2 separate regions of the Mus musculus genome follow, and region 2 is linked to region 1. Evidence: chromatin contacts called from ENCODE Hi-C or POLR2A ChIA-PET data. All regions are on one chromosome and are shown on one strand. The core of a region is the stretch at or near the end of the contact, and the rest is flanking DNA. Distances in the headings are between cores, read along the strand shown. Region 1 overlaps Pitrm1 (pitrilysin metallepetidase 1). Region 2 holds the start of Pfkp (phosphofructokinase, platelet).

Region 1 (3,324 bases), core at 346-2,845:
ATTCGAGTCTTCATCCATACTCTGAAAAGGGAGCTAGAATGGGTTTAGTCCCAGTTTGCAAAGCTGGATGTCAAGTTTGATCTCCCTTGCCCATGCAGACCTTCTGGTTGAAGAGCATACCCTAAAGTGACCCGAGTGTCCCTGCTCTCCTTTGAGCACAGAGGCTCCTCCCATGCAACCGTCTCCCCAGCCATACCTGTGGTTTAACTTTTAGGAATGGACCACTTCTTGTATGGCCTCTCCGATGAGATGAAGCAGGCATACCGAGAACAGCTCTTTGCTGTCAACCACGACAAACTGACCTCTGTGAGCCATAAGTGAGTATGTGTGCCCTGGCTTCCTGCGTCGGGCTGGGGGAAGGGTAACTCAGGAAGGCGAAGGGTTCCTGTTGACCACTAAAAATGCTTCACATAGAAAACAGTCCAATGTGCCATTCTCCTTTGCAGATACCTTGGCATCGGGAAGAGCACACACGGCCTGGCTATCCTCGGACCAGAGAACTCAAAAATTGCCAAAGACCCATCATGGATCATAAAATAATGAGTGCCACATATCTTTGAGTATGTGTAAGAAACCAGAGGCTCTTAACAGCTGAGCCTCTGAGCTAAATTTAATGCGGATGATCACAAGAGTTACTAGTTTCTTTGTTCGGAAAATCAGTTAGCCATATAAAAACCAACCAAAGGTGTTTATTGACTGGCAAAAACTCTGAAGGAAATTCTGAGACCATGAAGAAATCATTAATCATGCATTAAATGACAGCAGTGAGCAAATTAAGCCTCTGAAACATTACTAAGCCTAGAATATGTATTTTAAATATAAAAGCCAACTCCAACCTGTCTGAGTTTTACTCATTATTTTCAAACAATAATTTACGACAATAATGTTTAGACCTTCACTTAAGAAAAATGGCTAAATCAAATCAAAATCTAAATCAAAAAAATAAAAAAAAAAATAAAATGCTAAATCAAAAAAGCACTTGCTGCTCTTGCAAGAGACCAGGTTTGGGTTGTTAGCTTCCAACTAGCAGCAGCTCACAGCCATCTGTAACTGCAGGTTCCAGGGATCTGATGTCCTCTTCAGGACTCTATGGCCACTGCATGCATTTGGTGCACAGACATGCATGTAGGCAAAACATTCATACACATAAAAACTAAGAACAAATAGATCGTTTAGAATAAATACAAGGAGTGGAGAGAGAGAGGAGAGAGAGAGAGAGTGTGTGTGTGTGTGTGGTCACACCACAGGCCTGAAGGAGAGTGTAAATGCAGAGTTTAGCAGAGCTGCCCAGTGAGCATCCATGAGTGCTTGTTAAGTGGTTGTTACCTCAGGCTTTTGTCCTGTGTTTACTGAGACAGGGAGAAAACTGAGCGTCTGTTTCTTTTATTTATCCTCAAGCTCTAGTGACCTTTAGGCATCCCTGTCTCTGCAAACATTTCCTCATCCCTGCTGTGTGGATGCTAGAGGACGCTCAGGCAGAGTGGGAGCACACGGACTCCTTACAAGAGGCAGGGATGCTTTGCCTGCAGACGGCTCATCAGTCTGGGGCGGAGGAGGGCGGAGTGGATGGGCTTTTGCCAAGGACCCAATCATTAACCCTAAACAGTGAGTCAAAATCTTCCAGAGGGTGAAAACCCAGCACCCTGGCTGCTTTTGAAGAAGAGGCCGGTACCAGCTTCTCCTTCTAAGCCTTGGCAGCTGTGCTGTATACGACTAAGGGGGAATTGAGAATCACTAATTCATAGTTGTCCTTTTAGCATTTGTATGCGATCTGATTGGAAAAGATCATAAGCCTAGCTTGCAGTAGTGAAGTAGGCGGGGCCCCTATCTACATGTCCCTGGTGTCCCTGGAGTATCTGTGGAGACTTTGCTAATCTCCACAAGACTGCTGAGGAAGGAAACCTTTGGTGGCATGGAAAAAAATCATCTTGTTTCAGACTCCTACTTAAAACAATAAACCAAGTACCATGGGAGTTGTAACCAAATGTTTAATCCCACAAGACATACACATGGTAAAGCACAAGACAGTATCCCATACAGTAGAAAACTGACACCTGATCAATAGCGTGAGGCTGGGTTTCATGTCTTAGGGTCTGCTGCATCAGTGGTGATGGCAAGTGGTGCTCTCTGATTATTACTGCTGACTCCGTCAACAATGCTTGCTTCCATAAAGTGCTGATAAATAACTATGTTACAAAAAAGGATGGTCCCTGGAGAACATTCCAGGTCAGGTGATGGCAGACTTGATGAGATGGCTCATAGTTCTTCATGGTGCTGCAAGGACTCCAGCTTGCCTGAATCAGACATGTCATAGCTCGCCTCATACTTGGCCAAGATCTTCATGATGGGCCGCAGTTTCAGCCACCACTGCTCCTTGGGGATCCTGTGCCTGTCAGGAAGACAAGTCAGCCGTCAAATATTATTACATCTGCTGGAAGATGACTTCTGACTGCTACATACTGCTGGCCACTGTCTGAATAGGCTCGCCAGAAAAATGGGCTTTGGTGCAGCCACCTAAATAAATATGGGATAAGGCAACTGTTTTTCATTTCAAGACCAAGTAGCCCAGGGTGGCCTTAAACCAGTAAGCTTTCAGCTGGTCAAGCAACTGCTGGGATGACAGCTATGGACCGCCATATCCAGTGTATTATGTGTGTATGTGTGTGAGTGTCTATATGTGTGTGCCTGTGTATGTATGCCTGTGTGTATGTATGTATATCACTAGAGATTAAACCTAGGGCCCAATAATACTAGCCCAAACTACATAAGTGCTCTACCATCAAGCTTATTCTGAGGCCTTTGTATGTTTTGTGTTTTGAAACAAGGACTCACAATCTTGTCCAGTCTGACCTTGAATTTAAGACACTTCTAAACGATGCTGTGATTGTAGGCCTGTTCCACCATACTCCGGTTCATAGAGCAATTTCCATAGGTCAGATGAAACCATTACTTCTGTTTTTTTTTTTTTAAATCTGTCCTACATGTGTTCTCTGTCTCTCTCTGTCTCTCTCTCTCTCTCTTGTGTGTTGTGTGTATTTAACTAGCTTCAGAAAAGCTCCTATGTTTACCTAAGACAGCTCAATAGTGAGTTCCTTATAGTACTTAGGACAGTACTGGTGATGGTGATCTGTCCTCAAAGCTCCTATTTCTCATCCTCCCTAGTGATGAGATTCAGATAAATACCATGGCATTGACTTACTCAAAGTCAGTGACTTTCTTCAGCTCTGCCACTGGTTGAAACAGGAGATCTCTCTTGCAAATTCCCAGGACACAAATGGAATCATCGCTAACAAATTTTTTCCCTGTGAAAGTAAAAAAAGAGAA
Region 2 (3,407 bases), core at 217-2,716, 68 kb after region 1:
CAGCTCCCCAACCTGCGGCACTGGCGCCAGCCCCGCCCCGCTCAAGGGCGAAGGGAAGGTCATCCGTGGGGTGGGCGGAAGGCAAGGACTCCAACCCTAAACCTCCCGGATTGAGCTGGCTTAGAACGAGGGAAAATATAACATGGCATTTGGATGCATCCAGGGTAGAGGAAAGAACTGAAAAGCAAAAGCAAAACCTGGCTCAGGAACTGTCTGCAGCCGGCACAGACCTCAAGACTTGGAGGGCACATACTCTATGAAAATGTAGGTCTTGCTTCTAGCGCGTGTCCTCATCAAGAAATTAGCATGAACTCGGAAAGCCCACTGTTTGGGAACCCCAGCGCCCCCACGTGTACCCAGGATTAGAGGCTGGGGCACGGTACAGTCACCCCATTGCTCTTACATTTTAAGTATTCTCAGTTTATCAAATCCAAGCGTACAGAAATCGAGTCCCTTCAGCTCTGAAATCAATCCCGTCATTGGGAGAAAAGGGAAGCCCGGAGCTGGTAAGTGAGGGCTGATGACGTCCCGGAGTCCCTGCTTCCTGGTCTTTCCCGTCCTGGGGAGGCTGGCCCCGGAGGGCCTAGTGACCCATTTTAGTTTTCACTTTTGTCACAAGCAGGAAGAGACATTGCCTGGCAGTCAATGCCACACCCTGAGAGACCCCTGCACGCCCCCCCCCCCCCAGCTGCGCATCCCGCAATGCAGCAGCAGAGAAGGCTGCTAGCACCGCTTGGGAGGCAGGACTGGGATGGAGGCGCTGTGGGTACCCCGCTGTTTTTCCTACGAGTCCCAGGGATTAGGGTGGGGCGGTGCTGTGGCATCCTTATCGTCGCCCTGTACCTAATTCCAGGAAAGAACGCCTGGCTCATATGACCCAGACAGTAGACGACCCCATTGGCTAGCTCAATTAATAAATTTGGGGATGGAAAACTGGTTCATCTTGGGAATGAAGAATCCTACACAAATATCCTTTATCTTCTGCCCCTCACCACGTAATGGAACTCTATGGTCGCTCCTCAGGCACCCTAGTTGTTCCTAGATTAGGGTTTTCCCTACTCCTGAGCCACCGGTTCTCCTCGGCTCTCATAGGTAATTTTCACCAAGCCCTTTCCTCATCCTTTCTCCCAGATCCAGGTCACCCAACGTTTCTCCCCAGCTCTCCCTCTGTTCCCAACCCGATTACCCTCCTCTGCAGCCCTCTCCAGCCGCCCTCGCCCCCTGCCCGGCCCTTGGAGACCAGCGAGAGAGCTGGTAGGCACGCACCTTGGGCATCCCCGCCGCTGGTCAGGACACCGATAGCTTTGCCATCCCCAGAGAGGTGCTCCAGGTACTTCGGATAGGCGCTGGAGCTCGAAGAATCCAAGTCACTCATGATGAGGAGGTAGAGACGCCAGACACTCCCGTACTCAGCAAGCACTGAAGCCCTGGCCCACGCGCGCCAGCCTTGGAACCGCTGCCCCGCCTGCACCCGCAGGAGCCGCCCACGCCCCGCCCGAGCGCCAATGGGCTGTGGCGATGGGCGGGACTCACGCAAGGGCGGGGCCTGTTGTGTCAAAGACTCCAGCACTCTGCAGGGGTGGACAGGATAGTATGGACACGCGTTCTGTTAGGGATGCATCGCTGTGGTCCCTGAGAGGTGGAGTCGGGTTGGGGTGCCTTCTCAAGCGGGGGATGGAGGGATTATAGCCGGGTAGGAAACCCATAAGTGGCATAAGTGAATGGCAGCGCAGCTGCAGGGATGATCCCACAAGTGGGCGCGGAGCCTGTCAGCCCACCACGTGGGCGCAGAGGCTCGTGGGGCGCCCATTACCCCACCTGCTCTAGCTGTTAGGGTGGCGGTTGAGGGAGCCCAGAGGTCTGTGCAGTAGAGCAGAGGCACGCGCCTCACTTCCGGCAGGGCTCTTTCCTGGCCTGACAGTCAGAACAGTAGGGCGCTTCAGCATTTCTGTTCAATGTCCAGGATCCATAGGATCCTCCAGGTTTCACTTCTCCTTCGAAATTGAGGAAAGATGTGTGAGTAGATCAAGTTGTGTCACTGACTGTAGAGAAAGGATTGGAAGTAGAATGTCGGGGAAAGCCATTCGTAGACACACCCTCAGGAAGCAGGCCTGAGTTCTGGATAATCCAAAAGAAATCGGAACAAAAAAGGCTTGGTAGATTCCAGTCTCCACCTAATGGAAGCCCTGCTCTTGATTTGTTAGTCAGAACCCGGAAGGTTCTATTAGAAACAACAATAAAATAAAATAAAATAAAATAAAATAAAATAAAAGTATCCAATCTGTGGTTGATTTTGTTTATTTTGAAGATGCACCTCCTGGGGATCCCTGAGTTGTCCTGGAGCTTAATCTCTAAAAGCACGCAGACCCCTTCAGCAGTCATCCCAAGAATAAGACCTCAAAAGCAAGCAAACTGGATAGCTCACAGAAGGGGTGGCAGCACTGAGCCTCCTTCCTGTGCAAATTATACGTGTTGAATACATAGAAATATAGGAAACAAAGTAACAACCTAGGCAAAGACAATACAGTCTTACTACTATTAGGACAACCCTAGAAAAAAGATGGAGGCGCACAGACTTGTATCTTCCAACTTACCCTTTAAGCTTCAAACATTTAGGGGGGGGGGGGAGATCCAATCTACTGTAGACAAGGATGCATGAGATCTGATCTCTGCCTTCTTGAATCAGTTGAGCAATTCCTGAACTCCCATGATCAACAGAAGTTGGCTGCCTTCAGGTCCCTCCCAACCCCCACCTTCCAACTTCTGGGAAAACAGCCAGGAAATATATATATTTTTAACAGGTTCTCTAGATTTTTATGATGAGCACTAAACTGGAGAACATCTGATCTAATAGCTTGATAATGGATTTTCCCTGAGCATCATTCTAAAAGGGAAGAGAAGAGTATCACTGGGTGCCTTGAAATTGTCTTGAGATGCTCTTAGCCAAAAGCACTGGAAGGAGGGGTGTCAGACTCAATGGACCACTGCCCACAGAGGTTTCTGTAGCTCAAGGCCCAAGGTGAAGATCTGGAATTTTAAATCATGCCTTTCTGAGGCAGAGAACACTCGAAATAGGAAGAAGCACAGTGAGTTTCCTCTGAGCCAAATGTCCTATAGGGTTGGGTTTTGTGCCACAGACAACAGCATTCCACAGGTAGTGTGGTTCTTTATGAATTATTAGAGATACTCCAAACATTTAGCATTACTTATTGTTTTCCTTCTTTCTTCTTTTTCCCTTTTCTTTTATTGTTTATTTTTATTTTGGGGGTTTTGCTTTGTTATTTGATTTTGTTTGTTTGTTTGTTTGTTTTCTTCTGGCCTTTTTATACTGTTTTCTATTGTTCCACTCCTGTTTCCACGATGCTCTATCCTATTTTTTTTTTTTTTTCAGCGCTGGCTGTCCTGGA

Evidence for each region. A loop is a pair of places that touch in the nucleus more often than their neighbours do. ChIA-PET counts read pairs that join two places held with the same protein, here RNA polymerase II (POLR2A).
Region 2: POLR2A ChIA-PET joins it to region 1 with 12 read pairs in Patski. The contact joins the promoter of Pfkp here to the enhancer-like site in region 1. A Hi-C loop is called at or near these places in 7 of 37 maps with a recorded cell type or tissue (CH12.LX, Patski, T-helper 1 cell and 3 more). POLR2A ChIA-PET finds 5 or more read pairs at or near these places in 2 of 5 experiments (Patski and embryonic stem cell).

Annotation. Positions count from the first base shown.
Region 1 is chr13:6,579,204-6,582,527 of GRCm38, forward strand. It overlaps Pitrm1 (pitrilysin metallepetidase 1), which reads left to right. Exons shown (of 27, transcript NM_145131.1): 26 at 215-317; 27 at 447-955. The coding sequence ends at 540. Pfkp (phosphofructokinase, platelet) reads right to left here. Exons shown (of 22, transcript NM_019703.4): 21 at 3,200-3,302; 22 at 671-2,389. The coding sequence ends at 2,257. Among named protein-coding and RNA genes, the nearest start is that of Pitrm1, 33 kb to the left of the region's middle. Within about 2 kb of position 1,596, at least 1 of the 3 ENCODE cell types and tissues checked has a DNase peak (open chromatin) inside an H3K27ac peak, as active enhancers do.
Region 2 is chr13:6,647,305-6,650,711 of GRCm38, forward strand. Pfkp (phosphofructokinase, platelet) reads right to left here and starts at 1,467. Exons shown (of 22, transcript NM_019703.4): 1 at 1,267-1,467. The coding sequence starts at 1,375.